3 separate regions of the Homo sapiens genome follow, and all the other regions are linked to region 1. Evidence: chromatin contacts called from ENCODE Hi-C or POLR2A ChIA-PET data. All regions are on one chromosome and are shown on one strand. The core of a region is the stretch at or near the end of the contact, and the rest is flanking DNA. Distances in the headings are between cores, read along the strand shown. Region 1 holds the start of ANKRD27 (ankyrin repeat domain 27). Region 2 holds the start of THAP8 (THAP domain containing 8). Region 3 holds the start of UQCRFS1 (ubiquinol-cytochrome c reductase, Rieske iron-sulfur polypeptide 1).

Region 1 (4,719 bases), core at 1,928-4,427:
GCTGCAGTGAGCCACAATCACACCATTGCACTCCAGCCTGGGTGACAGAGGGAGACCCTGTCTCAAAAAAGAAAAAAGTGGGGGGGGGGGAAGACTATCAACTTCAGAAGTAGATGAAATATATATTTAGTAATCTAAGTATCTACATAAAGATACTATGTTTGACTCATTGGCAGGTATGAGTTCATGGCCCAGCGTTCTTTATTAAAATAACAGCTTTCATAGTACACGCTGTGGTTACGTCATTTTTCTTTCAGAGTATTATTACCTTTTAAAAGCTTCTTAAATCCCAAGTTAAAGCTGTTACATTCTAACCCAGTCTCAGAGCTGATTGGCTCAAAACCTCTGTGGGCCAGTAATGCCACATTACCCCGGAGGGGCGGGCAGCGCGGGGGTCAGGGAGCTGCCAAAGCCAGCCCTCCTACTGGCCAGCACGCACATTCCAGGGGATAAATAGGATTAAGTGCTCTAAAGAGGATTCCCAGCCCTCCTGCAAAGGAGGTTCAAACACTCTGGTCTAGTTCTGAACAAAAATAAGCCCCAGAGAAGGAGAAAGTGCCTGTTTAAACACCAGGTGGCCCTACCCCAAGCCTCTGCTCTTCCTCTTACCCCCATCTCCGGGTGGCTGGGGAGAGCCCTTTTCCGCAGGCAAGTGTGCGCACTGGATCCAAGTCCGTGAGAGTAGGTTCAACCCACCCTCTTTGGTTTCCTAAATAGGGTCAGCCCCTGAGCGGCAGTGGGAGGTCATGACCTCAAATCTCTTCTAGCTGCTCTTGGGGACGAATGGATAAACTCTGCTAGGAAGGGCTGTAGCGCGTCTTAGAGAAAGCCCTTTGTATGAACTGCTCTCGGGACACTCTCCTAAATTTAGGCCCTGAAAGATTAAGGTAATAAAAGCTGCTGACATTTGATTGCAATTTTTCTTGTCCGGGAAACAGACCAACCACATAGAACCAAACAGCGTCCCTCTCCAAACTTCACTCCACCCCACCCACCTTTTCAAACTGTCCCACGCAGAAAGGGGGCGACGCTGGCAGGGGTGGGCACCGAACTCGGACTCCCTGTAAAGACGCCCCAACAGCACATGTGTTAACTCATTAACTCGGAGGGATCTAGGGTCACTGTGACGGTTTTCTATTAATAGGGAATAAAGCTCCTGCAGACGTTAGCGGTAATGCCCTGACGGCCGGCGCAAAGTTAACTCCTCCCGGGCCAGCAAGAGGAAACCGTGTCCTGCCCAGGCAGATGTGCACTGGAAACGCGCGTGTACCCATGCACACACGGGGTTTTAGGACCACTCCCCTTGCACAGGCCAGACCCCACACCCATCCCGAGTCTTTTCTCAGGGGAGGGAGCGGCAGCAGCAGGCGGCCGTCGGGTGTCCGTCAGCTCAGCTTCGCCACGCACACGGCTAGGGCCACAGCCGCCAGCAGCACGGCGCCGAAAAGGATGGCGGCCAGGGCCTTCCTGGGGTCGCAACCCCCCCCGCGCTCCTGCAAGGACACGACCGAGGAGGGGCCGGCGCTGACCGTGGACAGGAGCTCGGCGCCCGCCGCCTGCCGGGCTTGCACGGTCCAGCGGGGCACGTTGACCTTCATCTCCATGTTGTCGATCATCTCGCCCACCTGAAGGACCTCGCGCTCCAGCTCCCGCAGGTCCGCGACGTCGAAGTCGCCCTCCGCCTCGAGCCGCAGGCTGCGGGTGCTCAGCGCGCGCGCCGCCACGCCGGAGGAGGCGCCAGCCACACCTGTGCGCACCAGCGGCCGCCGCGGCGCGTGCAGCGGGAACGCGGCGCCCAGCTCCAGCGCGCGTCGCATGTCCGCTTCCAGCAGGTCCAGGCAGCCCGAGAAGGCCACCCAGAGCCGCTCGAACTCGGCGCGCTCGTCGGCGGCCAGGCCCCGGTCGCGCAGCACAGCAGTCAGCCGGGCGCAGGTGGACACCGCCAGCTCCTGCGCCTTCTGGCGCGTCTTTTGCAGCTCCTGCCGCAGGTTCTGCGAGTCCGCCGAGCCACCGACGGTCAGCACCAGGTGGTGGTAGCACGCAGTCGTCTTGTTGAGCCCGTCCAGCAGCGCCTTGCACTCCTCCCTCGCCATCGCGGTGGGCTCCGGCTGGGCCCGGCCGCCCGCGCCCGTTAGCCTCCCCCTCAGCGCGGCAGGATGTGGCTAACCCCCATCCCGGCCTTGGGCCGCGCGGCACGAACGCTCTTCATGGTCCGTGACTCGCTCGGCGCTACCGCCAACGTCCACGGAGCCCGCCCGGGACCCTCGACGTGCGCCTCTGCGGACGGGGCGCGCAGAGGGAGCCCCGTTAGCGGTCCCCCGCTCCCTCGTCCATCCTCCCCAGGCGCACTCCGAGTCACACGTCGTGTCTCTGCACCGCCCTGGCCTCCACGGTGGCTCCCTGCGAAGCTGAGGGTGCGGTCCCCATCCTCCGTGGGTGCCAACTCCGGGGCAAGCAGGCTGCAGAGCCGCGCGCTCCGCCTTAGGCGCTGCCAAGGGCGGCCGGGTAGGGTTTCCTAGGACCCGCCCACCCCGCTCGTCCCGGCCGGAGCTGCCACCCCCTGGATCAGTGGTAGGCGGGGCTCCACGCGGGGAGGTCACGTGTGGGTGGCCCATCCCTCCCTCCCCTTCGCCCCATCCGAGTTCTGGAATGTTAGCGCTCGGGAGATCCAACCCGTTCTATTTTACGGATGGGGAAACTGAGGCCCAGGTAAAAAGCGGGCCAGGCTCCCGCGGAGTTTTTGCCTGTGATGGGACTAGAACCCAGCTATACTGACTCCCGGACCCTGTCGGCGACAGGACGTCGGGTGCCCCGCAGGACTGGGCACCTCCGTGCCCCAAAGCGAGCAGTGACTGGCAATCCGAGGGGCTGGGCGCCGCCGGGGTCAGGTGTCCCTGCCGCGTTGCGCTCACGTTGGTCGGTGCTTCCAAGCGCTAACCCCACCTCTAGTGTCAGCCCGGCTCCCAGCCCCGCCCCTCACGTTCTGGGCACGCGCAGTTGCGGGCGTGGGGCGGGGCCAGCTGGAGTAGGAAGCGTAGGGAGCCGCCTGAGCCCCGCCCCCGGCTGGGCTGGACTCCATGATTGCTCTGCGTACACGTCACTCTGGGAAACGACGGTTTCTCATTGGGTCAGCTGTGGCGCGGCTCCGCCCCACGGCGGAGTAAGGGGTGGGCTATAGGGCCAGATCGCCGCGCGAGGGTGGTGGGCATCGAGGTCCCAGCAGCGGACGAGGGAGGTGCCGCCGTCGCCCAGGATGGGCTGGGAATGAAGCGATGTAGCCTTTTAAGTAAGTGTCCTCGCGCTGGCCTCCTCCTGCGCCTCCCCTCCCGCGGGATGGCTGCGCCTCGGGGCGCGGCGGCCGGGCGGGGCCCGGAGAGTGAGGGGGGAGGGGCTCCCTGCTCTCCGGAGTCCGCTCCCGGGTCCGCCAGGTGGCCCCGCGCCGCCCCAGCCCCCGCGTCCCCAGGTGGGTGCCCGGTGCGCAGCCGGCGCGCCCTGCCCACTCCGCCCCTCGGGTCTGGAGGAGGGGAGCGGTCGGCGCGGAGAATGCACCCTCCGAGCCTCGCTGCGTCGACACCGGCGGGTGTGGCCGGGGTGCCGGGTCCGGCGGTTCGGATCTGGCGGGGCGCGGGGCGGTCGCCGCGCGGTTTCCCGGAGGCCTAGGGTCTGCTGGAGGGGAGCGGCGGGTGGGGGTCCGAGCCGCGCGCGCAGCGGTTGTGGTTTCCGGGGGGTGATGAGGGCGCGGAGCGGGGAATCCCTGGCTGCCGGCCTCTCGCAGGGCGGGGGGGTCTCTGCATTCCCACAGGTAAAGATTGTTAAAGGAAAACTCTTAAGCACCGAGAGATGTTCCGGATTCTGAGTCTGTTCCGTCTTGTGGTTGAAAATGGACTGCCCAGGAGCACACGAGCCACGCGGTGCCCCCTTGGCTGCCCCACGAGGTGCAGGGGACGTGGGCACTCGCGGCCTGTGCTGGGCGAGGGAGCAAGGGACGGGTCTTCGCTGAGGATTTAGAGCATGCAGGGAACGAGGGCTGCTGGCAGTGCTGGAGGGACTGTGAGGCTGCAGAGAGCTCAGATTTTACAAGTTGATGGGTTTCATGGATAGAGGCCCCTATTTTGATTAAAAAATGCACTCTTCCCACTGGCCGAAGAGTAGAGCAGTGGATATTTTTTTTCTTTTCTTTCTTTTCGTTTTTTTCTTTTTGAGACAGGGTCTGGCTCTGTTGGCTAGTCTGGAGTGCAGTGATGCCATCATAGCTCATTGCAGCCTCAAACTCCTGGACTCAAGCAATCCTTTCACCTCAGCCTCTGTAGTAGCTGGGACTACAGGCGCATGCCACTATGCACGGCTAATTTTTAATTTTTTTTTTTTTTTTTTGTAGAGATGGAGTCTAGCAGGTTGCCTAGGCTGGTCTTGAACTCCTGGACTCAAGCCATGCTCTCGTCTTGGCCTCCCAAGGTGTTGGGATTACAGGCACTAGCCACCACGTTTTGCTGAGCAGTAGCTGTTACGTTTCGAGATCAGCCTGGCATGAGGACTGGTGTTGAGGTGGCCTAAGGGTCCGGTGTACTGAGCCCCGGGGCCTGCTGTCACCCAGGGGTCCGTCCTTTAACTGGGTGAGCAGTAGGCTGGGTGTTTGCTGCCAGGGCTTGGGTACTCCTGGCCTTGACCATTGTGTGGAAGGGGGGTTCTCAGCCACCCACACGCTACATAGGGTCGTTC
Region 2 (4,584 bases), core at 190-2,689, 3.4 Mb before region 1:
TACGCCCTCCTCCCCAGGCAGCACTGCAGAGATTTTATAAATAACTTCTCACGTCTTTCTCATAGTTTTGAGTGACAATATGGATTAAGAATCCCACCTTGGTGAGGAAAAAGGATAGAGATCGCAGAAGGTGAGAGAAGGCGGGGTAGAAGCGAGGAAGAGTTGGGGCAGGTAACACTCTGGACCGAACCCTCGAAGGGACCTTAATGACTCAGCGGGGGCCAGGGCAGTGAGGCTGCAGTGAGCTATGATCGTGACGTCTAAAGGCGATAGAACGGGGGTTAAAATATAGCAGGACTAGGCTGTGATTTACAGAAGCAAAATGCATTTCCACGGGTGGGAACCAGCGAGGAACCCCCGAATTGCTCCAACGCTGAGGGTGGAGCCGGGAAAGCAGCGAGGAGAAAGTGGGAGGGGCCGTGGCTAAAGGGGCGGGGGTTAGGGGACGAGGCATGGCAGGGAACAACCTGAGGGGACTGGCCGGGGGCTGATGTCGGGGCCACAGTTCTCAGGACGGGACTAGGGGAAACCTAGGAAGCCTGGAACTGGGGTAGACATGGCGAGCAGCTTCTCACCCGGTTCTGCACCGTCTCCTCGGAGGCCGTCGAGAGTCGCGTCCGCCGCCGTAGGCAGATTGGTGGGGCGGGGGGCGGGGAGGACTGGCCCCTCCGCGCCGGAACTCCCGCCATGACAGAGGGCAGCTTCTCCCCTGCATCGTTCCGCGCATAGCCTCCGGACCCTACGGCCGCCATCGTCACGCCGGAGGCGGGCGACCGTTACATCCCCTAACCGCCGCTGCCGCCACCGCCACGACCCACTGGAACAGCGAACAGCCGCGGGAAAGCCGGCGCCACCGCCTATTGGACGCGACGGGCCCGGCCTAGCCAATCGCAGGGATGCCGGGCGGCGCTTAGAACCAATGGGGGCGAAGAGGCGGAGCGAGTGCCTGGCGGGGCGGGGCCACAGCCAGTGTACTGGATGCCTGATTAAGCGTCATGGGGTCTTTCATCCAGACTGCGTTTTCATTATTCGCTGAAACATACAGGTTTTAATTTTTACGAGGCTAAGGCCACGGCCGCCTCACCTCGGTTTTTGCCGCCACCTAGAGGAACTATGTGCGCCCCAACGGTTGCCCGGATGTAGGCGTAGGGTGGAGCCGTAAGAGATTGACTAGCCAGTTGATTTGGTTGGCGCAGGCTCAGAAACGCCGTGACGCCGCCCTTCCCCCCAACACGTGATGAAAGTCGGGGTGACGAAGGGCCGGCTTTGCGCAGGTGCACAGTACTCGCTATGGCCCATTCGTCACGTGACGAGGGCGGGACTGTGGCACTGTGGAGGGGCGCCTAGTAGGCAGGCGCTCTCAGCTCTCTCCCCGGTACGTGACGAGACTCCACGGACGTCACGTGAGGCAGGCGGCGAGCGCGGGTGGGGCGGGGTTAGGCGGCGCTCCGCGAGAACCAAAGTGCAGCCGCTGACCCGGCAAAACTCAGCGGGGGCTGGATAGCCATGCCCAAGTACTGCAGGGCGCCGAACTGCTCCAACACTGCGGGCCGCCTGGGTGCAGACAACCGCCCTGTGAGCTTCTACAAGTGAGCGCAGCGCGGGGCGGGGCTTGAGGGAGGCGGGACCCTGAGAGGGGTGGGGCCCGAGCATTAGTGCTGCTGTGCGGGGCTTCTGGTCTTGCTTGAGGGTGTTAGGAAGTGGGGTTAAACCATGAGGAGATGGCCTTCCTGGCAGTGTCCATTGCACATACAAAGGTGCAGGCGTGGGAAACAGGAGTAGACGATTGACTACAGATAGCGAGCGAAGCGAGCCGAAGAGTGAAAGGGATGTAAGAAGTGAAGTCGGTGCAGGCTGTTAGAGAGCCTGCAGATGCCCACTTGCCCTCCCCACGCATTTGAGCCATCTGAAACTCAGAGCATCCGAAACTGAGCTTGCGATCGTGTCTCCCCAAAACCTTCCAGTCTGTCTTATCTTAGTAGCGTGCTTCATTCTTCTTGTTGCTTAGGTTTAAAAAATGTCATCCTTACCTCTTTCGTCATACTTGGGAAAGTCAGAATTAGCTTCGACTGTAAAAGATCTGTCTCCTTATTTATCTGGCTGACATAAGCCAGTTGGTGGAAGAATTACTAGGAAAAAACATTTCTTTGCTTTTTTTTTTTTTTTTTTTTGAGACAAGATCGCTTTGTCGCCCAGGCTGGAATGCAGTGGAACGATCACAGCTCACTGCAACCTCGACCTCCCGGGCTCAAGTGATCCTCCCACCTCACCCTACCAAGTAGCTGGGACCAGAGGCACGCGCCACCATGCCTGGATAATTTAAATTTTTTTTTTTTTTTTTTTTTTTTTTTTTTTTTGCCAGGCTTGGTGGCTCACGCCTGTAATCCCAGCACTTTGGGAGGCCGAGGCGGGCAGATCACCTGAGGTCAGGAGTTCGAGACCAGCCTGGCCAACATGGTGAAACCCCGTGTCTACTAAAAATACAAAAATTAGATGGGCGTGGTGGCTCATGCGTGTAATTCCAGCTACTCCGTGGGCTGAGGCAGGAGAATCGCATGAATCCAGAAGGCAGAGGTTGCAGTGAGCCAAGATGAGGCCACTGCAATCCAGCGTGGGCAACAAGAGTGAGACTCCGTCTCAAAAAAAAAAATTTTGTTTTTAAAGAGAGAGATGGGATCACCCTATGTTGTCCAGTCTAGTCTCAAACTCCTGGGCACAAGCAGTCCTCCTGCCTCGGCCTCCCAAAGTGCTTGGATTACAGGCGTGAGCCACTGCACCCAGCCAGGAAAAAATATTTCTCTTGGACATACTGCAGATGTAAAGTGGCAGAATTCCCATCCTTTGAGTGTCTACTGCTTTCTTAGTAGGAAACTTTGGTTGTCTAAAGTCAGAGATGATCACAAACTTTGCTGTTTGAAATCACATCAAGTAAGAATGAAACATCTCACTTTTGCTTGGAGGAGCTAAGTCACTTTGACACAGAAAAGCAGTCCCTATTTACAATCCAGGTTTGGAGCTTCAGATAAGGACACAATATTCTACATCTATGTAAACTTTATTGCATCTGAGAAGACAAACCCTGGGCCCACTTCACCATCCGGACCTGATATTGATCCCTTTACACACAGTTCTGATTTGCTTTGAGGCAATCTGAACACTGCTTAGTTTACATTTCACCTAAAAAATAACTCTGTTTGTTGAGACTCCCTCACAAAACAAAGGCCCATAGGGCCTATGGCAGTGGTCCCCAACCCTTATGGCACCAGGGACTGGTTTTGTGGAAGACAGTTTTTCCACGGATGGGATAGGGTTGGGGGAATGGTTTTGGGATGAAACGCTTCAGATCATCAGGCATTAGATTCTCATAAAAAGCGGGCAACTGGCCAGGCACAGTGGCTCATGCCTGTAATCCCAGCACTTTGGGAGGCCAAGGCGGGCAGATCACGAGGTCAGGAGATCGAGACCATCCTGGCCAACATGGCGAAACCTTGTCTCTACTAAAAATACAAAAATTAGCTAGGTGTGGTGGCACATGCCTGTAATCCCAGCTACTTGGGAGGCTGAGGCAGGAGGATCACTTGAACCCAGGAGGCAGAGGTTGCAGTGAGCCGAGATTGCGCCACTGCACTCCAGCCTGGCGACAGAGTGAGACTTCATCTAAAAAAAAAACCAAAAAACCCAAAAAACAAACAAACAAAAAAAAAATGGAGGGCAACCTAGATCTCTCACATGCACAGTTCAGAATAGGATTCACACTCTTGTGAGAATCTAATGCTGCTGCTGCTCTGACAGGAGGCGGAACTCAGGTGGTAATGCGAGCAGTGGGGAGTGGCTGTAAATACAGATGAAGCTTCTCTCACTCGCTCACCTGCCTGCCACTCACCTCCTGCTGTGTGGCCCTATTCCTAACAGGCCATAGACTGGTACCCGTCTGTAGCCTGGGAGTTGGGGACCCCTGGCCTATGGTATCTCTAGTGTGCAGACTCTCCCATTGCCATTGTAAATAAATCTGACAGTGCTGGACTACAGGTTTGTCCCTGGTGGTCTTAGCCTAAGTGGGCTAGGACACATTCCTCATCCAGTCCCTCAGCAAATCCAGTTGGCTCTCCCTTTACAAACTGTCCAGAATTTGATCACTTCTAACCCTCTCCTCTTCCTGCATCCTGCTCCTGGCAATTATCACCTCCAGACTGGACTATTTTAGCAGCCTCTTCATTGGTCTCCCTGCTCCCACCGTCACCCCCAGTCTGTTCCCTGCTTGCAGCCAGAGGGAGCCTGTGAACACCTGAGTCAGATCAGCGCCCTCCTCTGCCCAGATCCCTTCCGTGACTCCCACCTCACTATAAAAAATAAAGTGAGGCTGGAACAGGTAGAAAGCAGGCCTGCAAAGTCCTACAGAGCTGGTTCCCTGATACCAGTGTGACCTCATCTCTTTCCTCCTGCCCTTCACACCAGTGACACTGGCCTACTTCATGTTCCTGTAGTGTGGCAGGCATGTTGCTGCCCTGGGGACTTTGCCTGTGTGATTCCCTCTGATTTCAAAGTTCTTGCCTTTATGACTACCACCCTATGGAAAACTGTAAC
Region 3 (4,677 bases), core at 346-2,845, 3.5 Mb after region 1:
CAAAGCCTAGGCCCTAAGGGGAGTCATAGGAAGGTCAAAGGGGAAACCTGTCAGTACACTTTGGACCTGGCATGAGGAATAACAACGAGTCAGCAAGGATCAAGGGAAGGCTTCTTAGAGGAGGTGGCATCTCAGATAAAAACACCACTAGCAAATCCTCACTTGGTGCTGCCTGTGTGCTGGGCCTGCTTGTAGATGCTTTACACGTTTTAGTTCATTTACTCCTCCCAGTAACTTTACAACACACATGGCATCATTACTGCCCCCATTTGGCAGGTGAGGAAACTGAGGCACAGAGAGGTGAGGGAACTTGCCCAGATCACAGAGCCCATGCACAGCACAGAGCCAATTCTGTGCACTGCTTATATTAACATTTACTTAATATTTAAATTATTTTTGACCTAAATGAAAAACTTTATCTCAGTATAGTACAGAATAGAAAACCAGTATGGATAGAAAATCAATACTATGAACCATATAATGAAATCACTCTAGACTCAGTTCTCTGCTAAGAGCTTCTAACTCAAGATCTTTTCTGTTAAAAGTGGGAGATAAGTGTAGAGAGGAATTAAAGATATATTAGGATCAAACTGAGGCCAAGTGAATTTGCTCATGCCTATAATCCCAGTACTTTGGGAGGGGGAGACAGGACTCCTTGAGGCCAGAAGTTCGAGACTGGAGTGGGCAATATAGTGAGACCTCATCTCTACTTTTTTTTTTTTTTAATTAAAGATGTATTAGCACCAAACTGAGACTTTCTCATTGGTGCAATCAGGATTGAAAAACAAAACAAAAGAAAACAAAACTTTCTCACTATGTGATGGAACATGAATGAGCGAGCTCTGTGCATCCTCTAAAATTCTAAAATCCTACTTTGGGAAACAGTGGTGGCACTGAAGAGCATAGACTCAGGAGACAGATTACCCTGCTTCACATCTTGCTGGCTATCCAGTTCCTGGAAAAGAATCTCTCTAAACCTCGGTTTCTTCATGGGTAAAATGCTGATAGTAATAGCTCTGACTTCATAGAGACCTTGATAACAAATGAAAGAACGTAGGTATAATAAAACGCAAAACCAAATACACAGTGAATACTTAATAAACATAATCCATTAGCATTATCGAGCTTTGCACAGATGCCTCTGGCCTTTTTGTTGTTGTTGTTGTTAGATGAAGATAATAAAAATCATCATAGTAAACACATAGCGATTACTATGTGCTGGACTTCGTCGTAGTTGAGATATATTACCATCCTAAGTTAAACTATAATCGTTTATTGTTATCTCTAGGTCTTCCTAGATGAAATTTTTACCCTAAAGGATCGTAAAGTCGGCCCACCGGACGTCAGTGGGGTCCCCTGTTCAGCCCTCTCGTTCTTCTGGGGATCTCTCGGGACACTGACGAGGTGGCACCGGGACCTACAGGTGGGCCGCAAGCCCCGCCCCCAGCGACGGCTTGTAGCCCCGTCCCCCGACGCAGCGCCTCTCCAAGTTTGCCCCGCCCTGCAGGACTGCAGAATTTCCTTTCCGGCGGCGCGCTGTCGTCACGCGTCCCGCGCCTCCTCGCGCCTGCGCCGTGGTTGGAAGGTCGTCCCTGTGACCGGCTTGGCGGTTGGAGCGGCTGTCGCCATGTTGTCGGTAGCATCCCGCTCAGGCCCGTTCGCGCCCGTCCTGTCGGCCACGTCCCGCGGGGTGGCGGGCGCGCTGCGGCCCTTGGTGCAGGCCACGGTGCCCGCCACCCCGGAGCAGCCTGTGTTGGACCTGAAGCGGCCCTTCCTCAGCCGGGAGTCGCTGAGCGGCCAGGCCGTGCGCCGGCCTTTGGTCGCCTCCGTGGGCCTCAATGGTGAGCCGGGGCGAGGGCCGCGAGCAGGGCTGGGGGTCTCTCGGTGCCCGCTCCTCCGGCCCCCAGCAGGGAGCGGCCGCGGGCGCGCGAGCGGAGCCTGAATCAGGTCGGGCTGGGCGGCCTCCGCAACTCTGGGCCTGGCCCCCGGGCTCGGGGCGTCTTTCTGGTGGCCGGCCTGGACTCGCGTCCGCCGGCTTCGCCTGGTTCCTCCTCGGCCGAGTTCACGAGCTCTGTAGTCCCGCTGTTCCAGCCACCTCTGAGGGGTTTTGTTGCTTGCAGGTCGTTTGACCTTGGGCGAGTTTCTAAACGTACTTCCTGTGAAATGGATTCATATCTTTATCAATTTTGTAGGGGTGTCGTGAGGCTTAGGTGGAGGAATTCTACGTAAAGCCGTTAGCACAGTTTGGGCACTTACATGCTTAAGAAATGGAAACTTACTAATATTTGGGAAGTTGGTCTTCTCACCACTACCGATCCCTTCATGTCCTTCCCCTTCATCACCCCCCCACCAAAAAAAAAACAAAAAAAACATACACAAGGTCAGTTACAGTGTAGTGTCACAACATAATCAGTCGTCAAGGACGGGCAGAGATTGACGACATTTACATTTTACAGATGAGAAAACAGACGAGGTAGAATGACTCGCACCAGGATCCGTGGTGTGGACATGTGGTAGCAGGGATTTGACAAGACGAATTGTCGTAGCCACTGAGCTCTTCGCAGGGGCTATTCCACACCCTCTGTCCTTAGATCCCCGTTTATCTTCTTTGCCTCGCCTTCCATCTTTACTTGGCCCTGTATCGGAGATAGAGAAATGGCAGCCTGTGGGCAGTGTGTCTGCAGGCTGTGTAGTTTTCAAAAAAACTGGGAAGACTAATGGCATCTCTTAAAATGCTGGAAGCCGGTAATACTGGGATCTAGTTTCTACTTGGGAAAATTCCATAGTGTGCTGTGTAGTGGCCGCCCCCGCAGTTGGAGCAAGTGGTCTTCTCCAGTTTGTCACAGTCTTTACCAGGTCTGCGTGTTTCATTCTGTTACCAGCCTGGCTCCACTGATAGCTGTTTGTGACTCTTCCCCTACACGCTAACCAAATTGCCCGCCACTTTTCTTTTTACTCTGTCTTCATTCACCCTGGGCTCTGCACTTTCTTCATGGTCCTTCCACTAAGTTGCTACATGTCCATATGTTTTCCTTACCCATCTTTTCAATCTCAGTTAAGGATCAGGTGAATAAAGTTTTTATTTGCTGATTTGTCTGTCTCTGTAGCACATACACTTTACACTCTGTATTGTGTTTATTGGTAACTCCTCCACCCTTGGGCTTAAGGGCATAGAGAAGGTAATATCTTCTTTATTTTTCTATCTTTCACAACGTCGGATTTTGTATACAGTTAGTGCAAAGTATTTGTGAATGAATATTTGTTAAGGAGCATCAGTGGGTTTTGAAGAAACTGTCCATGGCAGGTGTAGAGTACCCTAGCCCATCCTTGGGACCTGGAGGTGAGAAGGAAGGAAGGAGAACATTTCAATAGCAAAAGAAAAGCATCTTTGGAATTCGTCGTGTTGCTAAAGTTTCTTCAAAAAATTGGAGGCTTACATTTCTCTGATGGCCAGTGATGCTGAGCATTTTTTCATGTGTTTTTTGGCTGCATAAATGTCTTCTTTTGAGAAGTGTCTGTTCATGTCCTTCGCCCACTTTTTGATGGGGTTGTTTGTTTTTTTCTTGTAAATTTGTTTGAGTTCATTGTAGATTCTGGATATTAGCCCTTTGTCAGATGAGTAGGTTGCAAAAATTTTCTCCCAATTTTTAGGTTGCCTGTAAACCACAATGAGATACCATCTCACACCAGTTAGAATGGCAGTCATTAAAAAGTCAGGAAACAACAGGTGCTGGAGAGGATGTGGAGAAATAGGAACACTTTTACACTGTTGGTGGGACTGTAAACTAGTTCAACCATTGTGGAAGTCAGTGTGGAGATTCCTCAGGGATCTAGAACTAGAAATACCATTTGACCCAGCCATCCCATTACTGGGTATATACCCAAAAGACTATAAATCATGCTGCTATAAAGACACATTTACATGTATGTTTATTGGGGCACTATTCACAATAGCAAAGACTTGGAACCAATCCAAATGTCCAACAATGATAGACCGGATTAAGAAAATGTGGCACATATACACCGTGGAATACTATGCAGCCATAAAAAATGATGAGTTCATGTCCTTTGTAGGGACATGGATGAAATTGGAAATCATCATTCTAAGTAAACTGTCGCAAGGACAAAAAACAAACACTGCATGTTCTCACTCATAGGTGGGAATTGAACAATGAGAACACATGGACACAGGAAGGGGAACATCACACTCTGGGGACTGTTGTGGGGTGGGGGGAGGGGGAGGGATAGCATTGGGAGATATACCTAATGCTAAATGATGAGTCAATGGGTGCAGCACACCAGCATGGCACATGTATACATATGTAACTAACCTGCACATTGTGCACATGTACCCTAAAACTTAAAGTATAATAAAAAAAAAATTGGAGGTTTACCTGACTTAGAGAAACTATTTTTAGAAACAGGCAAATAATGTAGAACCATAAGGCAAAAACCTTTTCTGTAATCATTTCAGCCTGTAATTTAAGTTCACATTATAGTCTGTCTAGATGGTTCATGGCAGGATGGCTTATGGGAGTGGAGGGGTTGGATCTGGAGAAGATTCTTGAATTGGAGAGGAAGGTTGTACTATTTTCATGCAGATTTCCAAGGCGCATTGGAGCTCAACCTTAAAATAAAACTTGTTTTGTTAAAATTCCTTAAATTTTCTCCTTTAAG

What was found. A loop is a pair of places that touch in the nucleus more often than their neighbours do. ChIA-PET counts read pairs that join two places held with the same protein, here RNA polymerase II (POLR2A). Pooled maps may share reads with other maps.
Region 2: a loop to region 1 is called in a map with no recorded cell type, with 13 times the contacts of the local background. The contact joins the promoter of THAP8 here to the promoter of ANKRD27 in region 1. A Hi-C loop is called at or near these places in 1 of 37 single-sample maps with no recorded cell type and 1 of 50 pooled maps. POLR2A ChIA-PET finds 5 or more read pairs at or near these places in 1 of 52 experiments (HepG2).
Region 3: a pooled map shows a loop between it and region 1 (26-fold over the local background). The contact joins the promoter of UQCRFS1 here to the promoter of ANKRD27 in region 1. A Hi-C loop is called at or near these places in 11 of 50 pooled maps.

What each region holds. Positions count from the first base shown.
Region 1 is chr19:32,673,638-32,678,356 of GRCh38, reverse strand. ANKRD27 (ankyrin repeat domain 27) reads left to right here and starts at 3,177. Exons shown (of 29, transcript NM_032139.3): 1 at 3,177-3,286. It overlaps RGS9BP (regulator of G protein signaling 9 binding protein), which reads right to left and starts at 2,509. Exons shown (of 1, transcript NM_207391.3): 1 at 57-2,509. The coding sequence starts at 2,093. The coding sequence ends at 1,386. RefSeq lists enhancers at 1,813-1,862, 2,633-2,742, 2,630-3,249 and silencers at 2,263-2,322, 2,893-3,622, 3,643-3,692.
Region 2 is chr19:36,051,140-36,055,723 of GRCh38, reverse strand. It overlaps THAP8 (THAP domain containing 8), which reads left to right and starts at 1,439. Exons shown (of 4, transcript NM_152658.3): 1 at 1,439-1,589. The coding sequence starts at 1,507. It overlaps WDR62 (WD repeat domain 62), which reads right to left and starts at 827. Exons shown (of 32, transcript NM_001083961.2): 1 at 576-827. The coding sequence starts at 752.
Region 3 is chr19:29,210,069-29,214,745 of GRCh38, reverse strand. It overlaps UQCRFS1 (ubiquinol-cytochrome c reductase, Rieske iron-sulfur polypeptide 1), which reads left to right and starts at 1,595. Exons shown (of 2, transcript NM_006003.3): 1 at 1,595-1,841. The coding sequence starts at 1,628. It overlaps UQCRFS1-DT (UQCRFS1 divergent transcript), which reads right to left and starts at 1,493. Exons shown (of 2, transcript NR_184022.1): 1 at 1,338-1,493. RefSeq lists an enhancer at 1,412-1,651 and a silencer at 1,692-2,001.